Regions from separate parts of the Homo sapiens genome. Here region 1 is linked to region 2. Evidence: chromatin loops called from intact Hi-C (ENCODE). Cell type or tissue: dorsolateral prefrontal cortex. All regions are shown on one strand. Each heading gives the region's core, and the rest is flanking DNA. Links, peaks and the distances in the headings are about the cores only.

Region 1 (8,345 bases), core at 251-8,250, 66 kb after region 2:
TCAAATGCAGTGCTTGGCTGTAAGACCCTCAAAATGTTCCCTTCTTTCCTCCTTCCCTTTTCTCACCTTCTGTTTCCTTCCTGATATATTAAATAAATGTTTAAAATACTAATCTTAACTTTTCTCCCCAGAAATAAAAGCGTGGGGAAGATTTTGTTTCATCCCATTTCATCCTGATAGTACATTCCCCTCCCACCCTCCCATTTAAATGTATTTATTGTGCCTTTTTTCTTTGGCTCTGTTTTTCTAAAAGTGCAGTGGTTTGTATACAAATACTTTAAATTTACATAAACTGTATTGTGTTTTAAGTCTCATGTTTTTCATTTAGCATTATTTAAAGATACACCCTTGTTTCCAAATCTATTCTTTTTTTAATCATTTCAATTTTTATTTTAGATTCAGGGGATACATGTGCAGGTTTGTTATATGAGTACATTGCATGATGCTGACGTTTGTGATACAAATGATCCTGTCACCCATGTAAGTGAGCCTAGTACCCAATAGTTTTTCAACCCTTGCCTCCTTCCCTCCCCCCACAACTAGTAGTCCCCAGTGTCGATTGCTGCCATCTTGATGTCCATGAGTATCCAATGTTTAGCTCCCACTTGTAAGTGAGAACATACAGCATTTGGTTTTCTGTACCTGCATTAATTCACTTAGGATAATAGCCTCTTGCTGTATCCTTGTTGCTGCAAAAGACATGATTTGTTCTCGTTTATGGCTGTGTAGTATTCTGTGGTATATATGTACCACATTTTCTTTATACAGTCCATCATCGATGGGCCCTTATGTTGATTCCATATCTTTGCTATTGTGAGTAGTGCTGTGATGAACATATGAGTGCAGGCATCTTTTTGGTAGAACAATTTATTTTCTTTTTGTCAAAAATCTATTTTTGTTGTTGTGTGTTTATATGATCTCCAAAGGGTGAGCAGCAAAAATGATGCTGCCACAAATGTCCTCATGCATTCCCCCGACACTCTTGTGTGAAATTTCTTTGGAACTTATACACAGGGGTAGAATTGCTGGGTGTTAGTAATATGAAGAGTTAATTTGACTAAATGGTGCCCGATCACTCTCCACAATGGCTGCCCCAGCCCCACTCCCACCATAGTCCAATGAAATTTCTTACCTACATCAGGAACTTATTTTTTTTTAGCTTTTCAATCTTTTTTTTTTTTTTTTTTTTTTAATGGAGTCTCGCTCTGTCACCCAGGCTGGAGTGCAGTGGCGCAATCTCGGCTCACTGTAACCTCCGCCTCCTGGGTTCAAGTGATTCTTCTGCCTCAGCCTCCCGAGTAGCTGGGACTACAGGCATGCGCCACCACACCTGGCTAATTTTTGTATTTTTGGTAGAGACAGGGTGTCACCATATTGGCCAGGCTGGTCTTGAACTCCTGACCTTGTGATCCACCTGCCTCAGCCTCCCAAAGTGCTGGGATTGTAGGCGTGAGCGACTACACCCAGCCAGTTTTTCAATCTTAATAGGTGTGAAGCAATACCTTTTTTTTTTTTCTCCAAGACAGGTTCTTGCTCCGTTGCCCAAGCTACAGTGCAGTGGCACAATCATAGCTCACTGCAGCCTCAAACTCCTGGGCTCGAGTGACCTTCCCACCTTAGCCTCCTCAGTAGGTAGGACTATAGACACTTGCCACTACACTTGACTGATTTGGTTGATGTTGTTGCTGTTGAGGTGGGGTCTCACTGTGTTGCCCAAGCTGGTCTAGCATTCCTGGCCTCAAGTGGTCCTCCCACCTAGGCCTCCCAAAGTGTTGGGATTACAGATGTGAGCCACCATGCCGGGCAGAAGTAATAGCTTTTAATTTGCATTTATTTGGCTGGTTGAGCTTCTTTTCACATGCTTGCTAGTCTTCAGGGATACCTCCTTAGTAAATTGCCTGTTCATCATGTTCTTTGCCCGTCATTGTATTGGTGGTGGTGTCTTTCTTAATTTTCAGGATTTCACTGAATAATTTTATCATCAGTCTCTTTTCCGTTTTAGGCTTTGCAAATATCTTCTATTCTGTCACCTGTCAACTTTTCCCATAGTATCCTTAATTGAACAGAAAATCCTTAATCTTAAAGTAATCAATGTTTTGCTTATACTTTCTGCTTCTGAAGTCCTTCCCTGCCCCTAAGTGGTATCAGGTAGGAATTCATTTTTGTTTTTCTCCATATAATGAGCCAGTTTTACCAGCACCAGAGACTAAGTGATCTTTTCCAGTTGGCTTGTGGTGATATCTTTATCATATTATATAAAAATGTTTTGCATTTACCTAACCCTCTCTAACGTCATTTATTCCACAAAATGCTTAGATTAAAATGACTCAGAAGGCTAGAGGAAGAAGCTGCCTCCTGATGACTAGCAGGAATAGCACTCATGAAAATAATGTCAGAATGCTCTTATCCTGGCCTTGGAAAGTTTCAGCTAGACTTTAGGTGAAATACAGTGTAACTGCTGAAAGAAGCTATTACTTATTTACTCTGTTCTATCTACAGATTATCAACCACACCAGCCAGCATAAATTTAGGTCCTATCCCACTATCTCCTGCAGTAATTGAGTTTATCAACTCTCTAATCATTTTGTATTTAATAATTATTTGTGGGATATTCAAAATAAATATGCCATCCTAAATCACTCATCTTAAAAATTGAATAGACATTGGAAAAAATTCAAATCTGTATGTAAATGAAAGACAAGGAAACACAGAGATTTCGAAGTGTATTTCTGAGTGCTTTGAAATATCCTTAGCACTTCATACACTGCTTTGAACAGAGTAATACATTGATAAATAAATATCTTTGAAATTTTAATATTTTGACTAATAGTTTAAATGGGGAGGAAAAATTAATTTGGCCTGTATATTTAATTCTCTTATGGAATCTTGATAATAAAAAATAATATTCATATTATTAATCATATTACTGTGAATCAGAGGCATCTTGCCCTTTGTTGAGCATTGTACCTATATGGCCTCATTTAATCCCTGTAACAGTCCCATGAAGTAGGTATCAACATCCCCATTTTATATGTGAGGAAACTGAAGCCCCGAAATGTCCTCCTCTCAAGGTCAAGGCCAAAGCTGAGATTCAAACTTGTCTGTCCACTCCAAAGCTGGGCTCTTGTCCACTACTCACATTGCCTCATATTAGTCTCACTAAGTGATGTCTCACTAAATGAGGTTGTTTTTAAAAATATTTGAACACCACGTTGTGCATTTCATGCCAAGAACCCAACTTCATGTATTTAATATCCAGTCACACTCTAGGTTTTACAATAAAATTGTAAACATAATCCTAATCCTTCACTTTCTAGTCATTCTTTTCTTGTTATGCATATTTGCTGGTTTTAGGTATTGCAATCTCTATTTGCTTTCATCATCCCCGCTTTCTTCATCATGAGCTATTATCACCTTAGTATAATGAATTTTCTGTGTATAGTCTTTTGTTTGCAAGGCTAAATACTTCATCACTTGTCCCATGTACTAGATATTAATGAAGATAATGCTGTCTCTCTTTCAACAGTAAACATCAACATGAGTACATTAGTGAATCCATCTACTAATTATCTGATGACTATGTTTCTTATTTGTTATAAAATATTAGCCATAATTCCCATTCAGCATCTGTATAGGTTCTTAAATATTAATAAATTCTGAAAGTAGCCTTCCAATATCTCTGGCACTTAAGATGTTTTTGTTTTTTCTTTTTCAAGAAATAAAAATTTACAGCCACAAAATGAAAAAGTTGATCCCCTTTGTACAATATCAGAAATCATAATTGCTGACTCAGTTATTACAGTTCTTTTTACATTTCTCCCAGTGATTCCTGTTTTTAAAAAGCCTGGTCTTACATTAGAAAGAAGAGTGTTTTTTAATTTGGAATGTATCTCTGTTCCCTGACAAAGTCACTCCTCTCTAAAAGTACTTTTTCTCTCCAGCCTTGTTTATCCCATCAGACATTCCTGCCAGAAAGCAGCCCTGTTTACATAACTGCCCCTGTTGGATGGAATATTTTACTGAGCAACCATCCTACCCTTGCACCGCAGCCTGTTTAACATGGAAGAGGGTCAAAACCTGAAAGGCACTAGAGAATGCTCAATAAGCTGGATCTGTACTGAATAAAAGCGGAGGCATTTGGATGAAAATGAAGTATTGGGAGATGGGAGCAAGAGCAGGGGCATTTTGTCAGCAAAGACTAAAGAAAACAAAAGAAGACAGTGTCGGTCTCTTGTGAGGGGGTGGAAGGGAAAAACCATTTGCTGGTTTGGGAGTAGGACAAAGGTATGTATTGCCTGTTTGAAAGCATACTCATTCATTAAGCACTTTAGCAAAAATGGAGCTGCAGGTCAGCAGAGCAGCAACATGGCTATTTGCTTCTCTTCTCCATTTTTTAATTAAAAGAAAAAGACTTAGCAAGAGTGGGGGGCTCTCTACAATGTAGGGCCTTTGCGTTTTACTAGCCTTTCCATTTTTACTGCAGTTTTGACTGATTCCTAACAAGCATAGGACTCTAGGCCACTGTCATTATGGTCACAAATTTATTACAGGAATTATATTTTAAGCATGAGCCATTTTAATTGCATTTGCTCTTGGATTGAGCAGAGAGTTTAGTAGGTAGCTTGTCATGGAAAAGATCACACTTGTTATTTCCCAGTCTCTATCTTTCCCATAACCGAAGTCTCCAACCCGGTGGCAGTGAGCCACCCTGAATACCTTCTGCATAGCTCTTTCCTCTCTTCTTCCTATCTACCAAACTACTGATTGTGCCATCTTTTTATGTATGTCAAATTTAGAATACTTTTTGATGTCTCATATTCTGGAGCAGTTTTTCCAGGGTTACTGTAAGAAGGAGCTAATACGTTTCTCCTATTCAGTAAGTAAATCAGAATAATAGCATGATTACATTCCTTTTCATTCATGACAAGTGTATCTTCATCCTAAACTTAAACTTCTCTCTGACATACATGCTCATTGAGTCCTTGTCATGTGCCACTTACTGTGTTAAGCCCTTCATATATGTTTAGTCATCCTCGTAAGTCCAGTGTCAGTATTACTGTCCTGGATTATAGAACTGGAAAGCAAATGGAGATGTAGAAGGATATGATGCAACCAAAGTTGCATGATACGAGGGAAAGCCAGGATTCAAACTCTGGAAGTTAATACACTACCTGTTGTGCAAAGATTTGGGAGCAAAACGATCATCAGTGAGTATTATGTTGAATCCAAAATTAACAGTCCTGTGCTGAGCCATGAGAACAAAACGTGCCTTACTGAGACTGTCCTACCTCAGTCTTGAATCAAATGGGGGACTTTAAGGAGTTGCCTTCCTTTTTTCTGTTTTTTAAAGGCTTAATTTTTTAGAGCAGTTTTAGATTCACGGCACAATTGAGAGGAAAGTACAGAGATTTCCCATGTACTCCTTTCCCCACCACACGCAGAGCCTCCACCATTAACATCCTGCACCAGAGTGGTATATTTGTGACAATCGATGAACCTGCACTGACATGTCATAATAACCCAAAGTCCACAGTTTACATTAGGGTTCACTCTTGCTGTTGTACATTCTGTGAGTTTGGAGAAACATATAATGACGTGCATCTACCATTAAGGTAACATACAGAATATTTTCACTGCCCTAAAAAACCTCTGTGCCACACCTGTAATCCCAGCACTTTGGGAGGCCGAGGCAGGTGGATCACGAGGTCAGGAGTTCAAGACCAACCTGGCCAATATGGTGAAACCCTGTCTCTACTAAAAATACAAAAATTAGCTGGGCATGGTGGCGCATGGCTGTAATCCCAGCTACTCCGGAGGCTGAGGCAGGAGAATTGCTTGAACCAGGACCCAGGAGGTGGAGGTTGCAGTGAGCCAAGATCGCACCACTGCACTCCAGCCTGGGCTACACAGCAAGACTCTGTCTAAAAAATAAAAAACTTCTGTGTTCCACCTATTCATCCATTCCTCCTCCCTAACCCTTGGTAACCACTGATCATTTTACTGTTTCCATAGTTTTGCCTTTTCCAGAAATGTCATACATGGTATAATTTTTTTCAGATTGGCATCTTTCACTTAGTAATAGGCATTTAAGTTTCCCCCATGTCTTTTCATGGCTTGATTGCCTTGCCGTTTGTAGCTTAAATTTTTGGTGAAAATGTGTCTCTAACCTTGACAAAATGCAATGCAGAACCTATAGAGTATGTTTTTATTTTACTTTGTGTCTTTGCTAACTTTCCCATATCCAAGTCAATGCGCAAGCTGGCGTGGGTGTTAGAATTTGGACTGTCCTCCTATCCTCTTTTGATAATACTGTGTGTGCTCTATACTCCACTTTTAAGAAACCATTCGTGTTTCTGTACATGGAGTTTTAATCACTTCGGTTTTGGCACACAGGTTAAAAACTAAATCTCTCATAATCAAGGCACTTTTTTTCCTAATGAAAACCACAGCTCAAGCAGCTGCTTGTATTATTGTCTCTCCTCTGTGGTCCCACTGGTGTGTGGGAGTTTACTGTTAGGCTGTGGAAAAGGGAGCAAATAAGCCAAGAACAGGGTCATGTTTCAATTGAGAAATAATGGTGGAATGTTAAAATCCTTGAGTGTTTTCTTCACCCTCCTCACACTCTGTGTACGCAGTTTGGCTTTCTTTTTCCTTTCTAAATACTTCCATAAGGCGTAGAAGAGAAGCATAAGCACCATAGTACTGAAAATTCCTAGACACCTCAGCTTTGATTCTACACAGCTTGCCTTCACTTTTGCCTGTAGTTGTACGGTGGCAGCGTAGCTTTAGGGTCTGTTTGTGTTGCATATGTCAATCTTTTGTCCATCTGTGTTGGCGTGGTCTTCCTTTCCTTTGTCTGGGTTGAAATCATGTTTATTTGTGTAACTGTCATTTTCATAGGTCGATTTCTATGTCTCATTTTCTTTTTGTATCTATTTCCCTATCTCCCTCTCTCCCCATTTTTCTCTTTCCTTTATATTTTCTATTCACCTTTGTTTTCCCCTTCTCTTTTCATACTAAATAACTGAAAATTCTGTGAGTAAAAATTAAAGTTTAATTTTTGCTGCTCTTAATTTTTTATGTAGATTAAAAAATGAATCATTTTATATTTCTCCAAAAGGTTCTTCCTCAAGTAAAATTGCTTTTTACATATTGGAACCTTGATTGATTATTTATTTGTTTATTTGAGATAGGGTCTTACTCTGTCGCCCAGGCTGGAGTGCAGTGGCGCAATTTTGGCCCACTGCAACCTCTGCCTCTTGGGCTCAAGGGATTCTACTGTATCAGCCTCTCAAGTATCTGGGATTACAGGTGCACACCACTACACTTGGCTAAGTTGGCTAAGCACACCATGTTGGCCAGGCTGGTCTCGAACTCCTGGCCTCAAGTGATCTGCCCACCTTGGCCTCCCAAAGTGCTGGGATTACAGGTGTGAGCCACTGTGCCCAGCCAATAGTATAGGTCTTAAATGAGCTTTCTCATAATGCTTATGCTAAAAGCTGTAAAGAGTAGCCTTCCACTTCAGGACCGTGGCTTCAAATGAAGGTAGAATGAAGAGTTCCTGGACCCTAGACTTCCCACACATTTCTTGACCAACATTAACCCATTCACAAATACAACAGCATCAGCTAGATCAGTGATGTTGTAAGCCCTTGCTCAATCCACACCTATGCCCGACTCTCTTTAAGAAATGCAGAGCAGTTTTGGGGCTGGGTGACATTTTTTATTTGAGCCAACTATTAAAAACCATTAAAAGTTGAACACATTTACATAAAAATTTCCTGCCTCTGGGAACCAGCAGGTGCTGGAGCTATGAGGTCATCATTTCTACTTTTATCAATGTTACCAATTTGCAAGACTTTGTGGTCTCATAAGTATTTGAGTTTGAGACTCCCAAAAATATATATTTCTCCTGCTCTAAACACCTACTCTTCAAAGAAAGCATTTATTCAGTTTCTAGTTTGGACTCAAACTCAGCTATCAGAGAAGCAGAAGACATGATTCCAGCTGTTACGGCACTGCGGTCTAATTAAGAAAACAGCACAAAAGGAAGTAAAATAAGTAGAGAATCGGTGAATAGACTCTGGTAATCAACATAAATGAAAATCGTTTGAGCTGAAGTTGTCAAGGAACACTTCACAGATTATGTTGGACTTGAGCTGGCTCTTAAGTTCCTTCATTCAGCCATCATTTATTAGGCACCTTCTGTGTGTCTTGCCCAGTATTGAGTACTGGGAATAAAAAGGTGATTGACACATCTGCTTTCTTTAGAAAGTTTACTGGTTAGTTCACGAAGACAAGAAAACAAATAAGGACAATAAAATACTATACATGCTTTGATAAAA
Region 2 (8,345 bases), core at 213-8,212:
TCTTCTCGCTTCATTTCATTCATTTGATCTTCAATCACTGATACCCTTTCTTCCAGTTGATCGCATCGGCTACTGAAGCTTGTGCATTCGTCACGTAGTTCTCGTGCCATGGTTTTCAGCTCCATTAGGTCATTTAAGGACTTCTCTACACTGGTTATTCTAGTTAGCCATTCGTCTAATGTTTTTTCAAGGTTTTTATCTCCTTTGCAATGGGTTCGAACTTCCTCCTTTAGCTCAGAGAAGTTTGATTATCTGAAGCCTTCTTCTCTTCAAAGTCATTCTTCGTCCACCTTTGTTCCATTGCTGGCGAGGAGCTGCGTTCCTTTGAAGGGGGAGAGGTGCTCTGATTTTTAGAGTTTTCAGCTTTTCTGCTCTGTTTTTTCCCCATCTTTGTGGTTTTATCTACTTTTGGTCTTTGATGGTGGTGACATACAGATGGCGTTTTGGTGTGGATGTCCTTTCTGTTTGTTAGTTTTCCTTCTAACAGTCACGACCCTCAGCTGCAGGTCTGTTGGAGTTTGCTGGAGGTCCACTCCAGACCCTGTTTGCCTGGGTATCAGCAGTGGAGGCTGCAGAACAGCGAATATTGCTGAACAGCAAATGTTGCTGCCTGATTGTTCCTCTGGAAGCTTCGTCTCAGAGGGGTACCCGGCCATGTGAGGTGTCAGTCTGCCCCTACTCAGGGGTGCTTCCCAGTTAAGCTACTTGGGGGTCAGGGACCCACTTGAGGAGGCAGTCTGTCCATTCTCATATCTCAGACTCCGTGCTGGGAGAACCACTACACTCTTCAAAGCTGTCAGACAGGGACATTTAAGTCTGCAGAGGTTTCTGCTGCCTTTTGTTCGGCTATGCCCTGCCCCCATAGGTGGTGCTCTACATTTCTCATTCCTCTTGCGTAGCACTCATCATGGCTTCTCTAATGTAAAATTACATATGAACCCACCTCACTCTCAAGAATGACTTCTTGAATGTAGGGACTAAGTCTTCTTTATATTTTTGCCCATTCCCTCATTGCCTTTTGCATAAAAGATAAAAAATGTTTGTTGGATAATGAATGAATGTTTGTTGGACTTGTTAAAAATAAATGTGTGAACTGTCCCCTGTTCTATATAATCCTGATCTTCTTACCCATTACTTCCCCCACCCAGCATCTCTCACCTTCGAATGAATTTGTAATTTAATTACTTAGTTTTGTTATTGGTATTGGCTGTCTTCTCCCTGTTGAATAGTAAGTGCCCTAGGGCAGCGATCTTGGGTTTGTTCACCCGTATGCGCCTAGCACTCAGAACAGTGCTTGTTATATTGGTTGAGTGAATGAATGAAACTTGAAGCCAAAGGTCAGTTTTTCCCCTTTCTTTGGATTATTGTCAGTGTTTTTCAAGGTAAGAGACATTGTGGCATTGGAAGAGCAGGAGAGAGATGGAGAGAGACCCCAAAGTCAGCTTCTGCCACTTACTATGCTGTGCAGCTTTGAGCAAGTTTCTCAACTCCTCTGAAGGTCATTTCCTAACTTTTAAAGGTTAATATAACTTGAATTACAATATTTATAGAAGGATTACGTTTTAGAGGGAAAAAAGCATACCATAAAATCAGTAGCTTATGTGTCCTGATCACTGCTAATACCTGCTAGAACTGGTGCTACACACTTTCCATTCACTGTGTGTCTCCACATCCACTCTGTGCAGCAGGGCCTGTTGTATTAATAACTATTTCACAGGTGAAAGAAGGAGGTTCGTGCCCAAGACCACACCATGGTGGGTAGCGGAACATCGCTTGAGACCAGGTCTATGGGACTCTAAACCTGGTGCTTGTAATTCCTGCCTACTGTGCATATGCTCAGCAGGGGGCTGCATGATTTCTCCTTTGGAGCAGCAGTTCTAGATTTTTCCTTCCTGCCCTAAGGTGGTTGAGGGATACAAAGGGCTCATGAGTACCACTGGCCCCCAGGCAGTATCTTTCTGAAAAAGCCAGGCCACATCCTCTCAAGAGGTGATGGGCAGCATAGTCTGGTTTGAAAAATCCCCCCGATGAATTGGATTCTCCCCCTTCTGCTAATGTACCTCCACTTCCAGATCTATTTTTCTCTCCCTGTCCCCTTATAAAGTTTTTTAACTCTTTGTATTTTGCACTATAAAGTATTCCTGCATTAAGACTGTTTTAACCTTTTTATTTTATTTCATTTTTTATTTTTTGAGATAAGGTCTCGCTCCGTTACCCAGGCTGGAGTGCAGTGGCACAATCTCAGCTCACTGTAGCCTCCACCTCCCGGGCTCAAGCGATCCTCCTATCTCAGCCTCCTAAGTAGCTGGGACTACAGATATATGCCACCACACCCGACAAATTTTTGTATTTTTTTTGTAGAGATGGGATTTTGCCATGTTGCCCAGGCATGTCTCAAACTCCTGGACTCAAGCCATCCTCCCACCTGGAGTGTTGGGATTATAGGCATGAGCCACCATGCCAGGCCAAGACTGTTTTAAAGATTGTTGCATTACTGTTTTGGAAACAAATTAGACATTTTAGGTTGGGATAGCCAAGTTGATCATTACAGTCTCTTCTATTTATTGAAAAAGTACTGAAATTTTTAAGAATTTTTGAGAGATCTAAAATGCCATTTCAAAACACAGTTAAATCACTAATAACTTAATTACTGTAATATAGTGTCAAAATAAGGCTGTTTTCTGTATAAAAAGTTAGCCTTTTCAGATATTTTCATTGAGCACTGAAAATTACTAAACTAGGATTAATGGAACGGATTATTTCAGCATCTAGAAAAACATCTTTTAAGTTTCAGGAAATGAATTTCTCTTTTGAAATAGTTTGTCATCCGTTCAAATGCCGAAAAGATACTTCAGAAAATATTAAAATGAAAAGAAATTTCATTTGTATGCTATAAATCATTATTTTTAATTGATCGGGAAGTTTGGTAGGAGGCCAGAGAAAATTGGCAAACATAAAATTTAAAAGGAACTGTGAGTATTTAATTTCAAGTACTCTTTCAACAGAGATAAGATTATTTATTTTTGTAGCTTTATTGTGGTGATTAAATCATAAGCTTTCAATCTATCTGACCTAGCTTTGAATCCTCACTTTTCAGTTTATTAAATCTGTGAGCTTAGACATGTTAACATTTCAAACTTTGATTTTTCTCACCTGTAAAGAAGGAGCATTACCTTTTACCTACCTCCTAAAGTTATCTTATTACATGAAATAGTATATGCAAAGCATCTAAACAGTACCTAATATATTCTAGGCACTTAATAAATGTTTTATTATCATTAAAACATAATCATTTAGGTATAATGTGATATTTGAATAGCTATTTGCAAATGAGTGGGAAACATTTTTTATGGACTTCTATGTACAGTTGTCAGCTTGGTGTGGAATACCCTTTTTTAAAAAAAAAAAAAAAACAATTCAGAGGTAAACTTTATCTCATCTTGGGATGAACTGTCAACTTCTGCATTAGTCAAGTTTTAACTAATGAAATTTTATTGCAAAGTATGGAGAAAGCAGATTATGAATTCTAAGTTTCTCATATAAAATTGTATTTCCTAGGAGAGTGCGTAGAAGGGCTGCGGGAAAATGACTATCTGCTGATTCATTCCTGCCGCCAGTGGACCACCATCACTGCCCACAGCTTGGAGGAGGGTCACTATGTCATTGGGCCAAAGATAGAGATTCCGGTACATTATGCAGGTAAGACTCCTCCAAGGGCCAAGATGAGGCAGCGAGAGAAAGGGGATGTGAATAGCTAAACTTTTCCTCTAAGAATTGTCTGTAAACTAGAAAGTAGAATGACTTAGAGAATCAAACATTTGTGTGTGGTTATTGATCAGTGAAAGCTCAGATTCATTTTGTTAGAAGTATTTCTAATTAATGCATGTAGTTAAATGAGGATTCTTATTAGGTATTTATAAGATAGAAATTTTACAAATAAAACACCTCTATTGTCTTGGAATTAAAATCAATACATGTAGCCAACCTCAGAACTTCAGGGGGTCATGTCTCTGAGGAATCCTGTATACAGTTTGAACATTGCTTTTGTGAATGACTTTGTGAAGATTTCACAAGATTCCGTCTCACAAATTAACATTGTGGTCTGGGTTTAAAAGTATTGGATTGGTAGTTCATATACCTGGATATGTCTCTCCTTTCAATAGGCATTTAGATTACAGGCAACTGAGATGCCCTCACTACTTTAGTTAAATGAGTGTAATACCTGCCTTCTCACCTCACTTTGAACCCGACTCAATGCAATAGTGCCATATAACTGATTTTTATTGAGTATATTCTGTGTGCCAGTACTGTTCTAGGAGGTTGGGATACATCTAGTGGCTTAAATAAGCTTTAAATAGTGATAGCTTATAAATGCCATTAAAAAAAAAAACTTATGTTACCATATGCTTTTTCCGGCACTTATAATACATTATATAAAGGATCTTAGCCTTTTCTCTAGTATTGTTCAATATTTTCCAAGTCTGTTCAGAATACCTTAATCAACTAACCATAAATTGTGTAGCCCTAGACTGCCATTGTGTTCTCGAATAACCCCTTTACAATGCACAGAGAGTTATTATTTGGAAAAGGGACCTTACTGTATTCCCACTGTCTAGACACAGTAAATGGTATTTGTTTGATGAATATTTAATGAATGAATGAATAGTTTGGTACCATTTTTGATTCCTGGGAATCTTCAAATGCTGATACGACCCAGGGATTACTTAGCTTCTCAAAAATCCTTCTTACTCAAAAAAATTATAAGACAGAATTTCTGTGGCCTAAAACTTTGTCCTCTAGAATTGTATTTCCTAGCCCTAAGAGTAGCCTTCATGGAAAAAGAGAAATGTATACTTGTAGAAAGCATTACATCTGTTAGATTGTAACTCAGGCAAGTGGGGCAGTTTTCACAGGGGCAGAGAATGAAACAAACCCCCTACCCTACCCATTCTGTCATCAGAATGGTTCCTACTAGTAGTGAGATACATGCTACTTTTAGCAAGTCCAAATTCTGTTTCTGTCTTTGTGGAAAACTGGAAAGAAAGGTAAATTGCTACATTGCTTCATCCTATATACTTTTACCTAATCTGCTGTATTCATCTATGAGGAAATTACGTTTTAGTCTTTCCCGCAAAAGCGCTGTGAAAAGCTCTGTCAAATCAGTCTTCCCAAAAGAGTGCCCTCATTTTATCACTTCCTCAAACCCCTTTAGAGACTGCATCCTGCTGCTAGATTCTTTGACTTGTTGTTGAATGCTTTCCAGAGGCTGGTTCTGGTCTACTTCTCCAAACTGATCTTTTCTATTCCGAAGAGTGAACCTCCCACTCTTGCTACATTAGTCGTCTAACTGTTTCCTGAACATACTAGACACTTTTCCATTTACACAGTCTCTAGCTAGCTGGAGTTACCTCCCTCAGCTCATCATTTCATCAGGAGGGTTCAGCCGTCCTCCGCAGCCCCACATGGTCTCCTGATGTGTCCCATTCATTTAGCACACGTCCTCAGTCTTCATTCAATTACCTTTTCCTGTGTACACACTCACCAGTTGGACTGTACAGTCCTTAACAAGTTATACCAATTCTAAAAAACACCTGAAGCCTTTGGATCTGTACTCAAAAGAAAATTCTTTGTGGCTATGGGTGTTTGACTTAGGGATCTCAAACTTGGTTATACATTGGATTCACCTGGAGAACTTTAAAAAGACTGATGTGGGGTCCTACCTCCAGAAGTTAATTGGTCTGGAGTGTTGGCTGGATATCAGAATTTTAAAAGCTCCCCCATGGTTAAAATATACAGCCAGTGTTGGGAACCCATTGTTCTAGAATGAGCATCCACAATGTGAGATAAGATTTCCTCAAACACACACAAATATTTGTAAATATTTTGGTGTTTGGAACTTCTTTTTAAAAGAACCATCCAGCTTCCATTGGGAAGAAAGATGTGATATTGTTGAGCAGCTTGCTTTTGATCCATAAGGAAGGTGACGGATTATGTTGCAAATGATACATTTTTAAAAATGAAATTGAGGTGCCAAGACTTAAGAGGAAACATGGGCACTAAGATCACATCATTCAACATAAAGGAGAGAAAATACATTAAAGAAAGAAAAGCTTGAAATAGGACCAAATAGTTCATGAGATCATTTGCCATTAAACAAAATAGAATGAATCGCTGGTCATGAGTGTCTGAATGTTCTAAGCTGTCTTCCTCAATTTTTTCAACAAGAAGTTTAGGTAGAAGTTTTGAGGTACAAATAGATTCCAGCTGATCATTTTGTTTTGTGTTTCATATCTTAAGATAGCACCATGAAACTTGCTTTACAAGACAAATTTAGTGATTTGGTAGTTTTTTTAAAAAAAATTTTATAAACAGGTAAATAAGAAGGCAGTGTGGTTTTATAAGTGTTTTTTGTTTGTTTGTTTTGAAACAAGGTGTCACTCTGTCACCCAGGCCAGAATGCAGTGGTGTGTTCATGGCTCACTGCAGCCCTGGACTACTGGGCTCAAAGGATCCTCCCACCTCAGCCTCTTGAGTAGCTGGCACTACAGGCTTGTACCTGGCACTACGCCCGGCCAACTTGTCAATTTTTTGTAGATACCAGTTCTCGCTTTGTTGCTGGTCTCAAACTCCAGGTCTCAAGCAATCCACCTGCCTTGGCCTTTCAAAATGTTGGAATTACAGGTATGAGCCATCATACCTGGCCTGGGAGTATGTTTTGATTACCGTGTAAAATGGAGACCCAGGAGTCTTGATATGATTGATCATTTCAAGGTTATAGTGTATATATTTTGTCTCCAAGAATCTATTTATTGCCAGGTTTAGCCCTTGGAAAAAAGAGAGCATATAGTACATTGTGGAGACCAAAAATCATTTATGTCTCCCTAGCTTATTTGTGCTCTAGTTTTAATTAGAGGAAACCCTTATATATGTATATTTTACCAATTTTTCAGAATTTCATCTAGGTTGAAATGAATCTTACTTTTTTTTAGGGCAGCTAATAAACAGTAATTTAAAATGTTTAACAGAGTAGTAAAGCCCACCAGCTTTGTAATCAAACAACCAAGTTTGATTTCTCATTCTGCCATTTTCTGTCTATATTACTTTGGGCAAGCTACTAAACCTCTTTAAATCTTTGTTTCCTCATCTATAAAGTGAAGATAATTATAGTGCCTTTCTCTTAGGGTAATTGTGAAGATCGAAAGAGAAACACCTTTCAGAGTGTTTACCACTAAGTAAGCCTCCATAAATGTTAATGGTGATGACTGTGATCATGTTAGCTACTAAATGTTTCTAAGGATTTAATTCTTTATCCTGCACTACTAATTACAAGTTGAATTACTCTTCATTCAAGCTAGTTGAATACTGACACCCCTCAATGTTATTTGGGCTGCTGTTTTTTGTTTTGCTTTTGTAATTTTATTTTGAAGTTGCAGTAGTATAGTTTACTCCCTTGTGCCATTTCCCCGGTTTTACCCATTTTTAGTATCATTTTGCCACATTTGTTTTTTATCATTCTTACCCTCCTCCCTCCCCACCAAATGCACATACAAATACAGACAAATATGCTATTTATTTTTTTCTCAGTTATTTGAGAGTAGACAGCATACATCCCCCTAATACTTCACTGTGTATTTCCTAAGAACAAGGATATCCTCTTATATAACCACAGCACTGGTAGCAAATTCAGTACATTTAATACTTTAATCTACTGTCCATGTTCCAGTTTTGTTGATTGTCCCAATAATGCCTTGCTGCATTTTTTCCGCCTCTGGGACAACATCCAGTCTAGGACCACTTATTGTATTTTGCTCTTGTATCTCTTTAGTCTCCTTTAATCTGGAACAAGTTCCTCAGCCGTCTTTGTCTTTCGTGATATAGACATTTTTTAAAGAATACAGGCAAATTATTTTCTAAAACAACCCTCAGTTTGGGTTTCCCCGTGTCCTCGTGATTTGATGAGGCTATGCAGTCTTGGCTGGTCTGCTCTGTGTTGTGATAATGGCAAGGGATGTCCTTTGCCCCTTATTGGTGATTTTAGTTTTGATCACTTGGTTAACGTATTGTCCAGTTTCTCTGCTGTATAATTACCATTTACTTTGTGATTACTGGGAAATTTGAGAGGACGTACTTTTAGACTCTGTAACTATCTTGCTCTTTCCCTAAATCTTCTCCCCCCACCACTCCCCTATTAAGTAGTTATTGATGATTCCTGTCTGATTCTGTTTTTACTATGAAGGTGGCAAAACAGTTCTTTTCTAACTTAACTCCACCATTCCTTCTTGTATTTGTTAGCCGTCATTCTCCTGTAAGGAAAAGCATTTTTTTCTCTTCTGTTTATTTATTTT

The links. A loop is a pair of places that touch in the nucleus more often than their neighbours do. Peaks named below come from ENCODE experiments on the same cell type or tissue, not always from the same donor. Only the 100,000 strongest peaks of a DNase experiment are listed, where the experiment ranks them.
Region 1: it touches region 2 in a loop (9-fold over the local background); 6 of 110 quality-filtered maps call a loop at or near these places.

Annotation. Positions count from the first base shown.
Region 1 is chr18:32,322,550-32,330,894 of GRCh38, reverse strand. All of the region lies in intron 2 of GAREM1 (GRB2 associated regulator of MAPK1 subtype 1), which reads left to right. Among named protein-coding and RNA genes, the nearest start is that of MEP1B, 140 kb to the right of the region's middle. In dorsolateral prefrontal cortex, for the core only: no CTCF peak of the experiment used is centred there; no DNase peak of the experiment used is centred there; H3K27ac peaks cover 4,024 bases.
Region 2 is chr18:32,388,249-32,396,593 of GRCh38, reverse strand. GAREM1 (GRB2 associated regulator of MAPK1 subtype 1) reads left to right here. Exons shown (of 6, transcript NM_001242409.2): 2 at 3,559-3,699. Among named protein-coding and RNA genes, the nearest start is that of GAREM1, 78 kb to the left of the region's middle. In dorsolateral prefrontal cortex, for the core only: no CTCF peak of the experiment used is centred there; a DNase peak (open chromatin) is centred at 6,544; H3K27ac peaks cover 2,167 bases.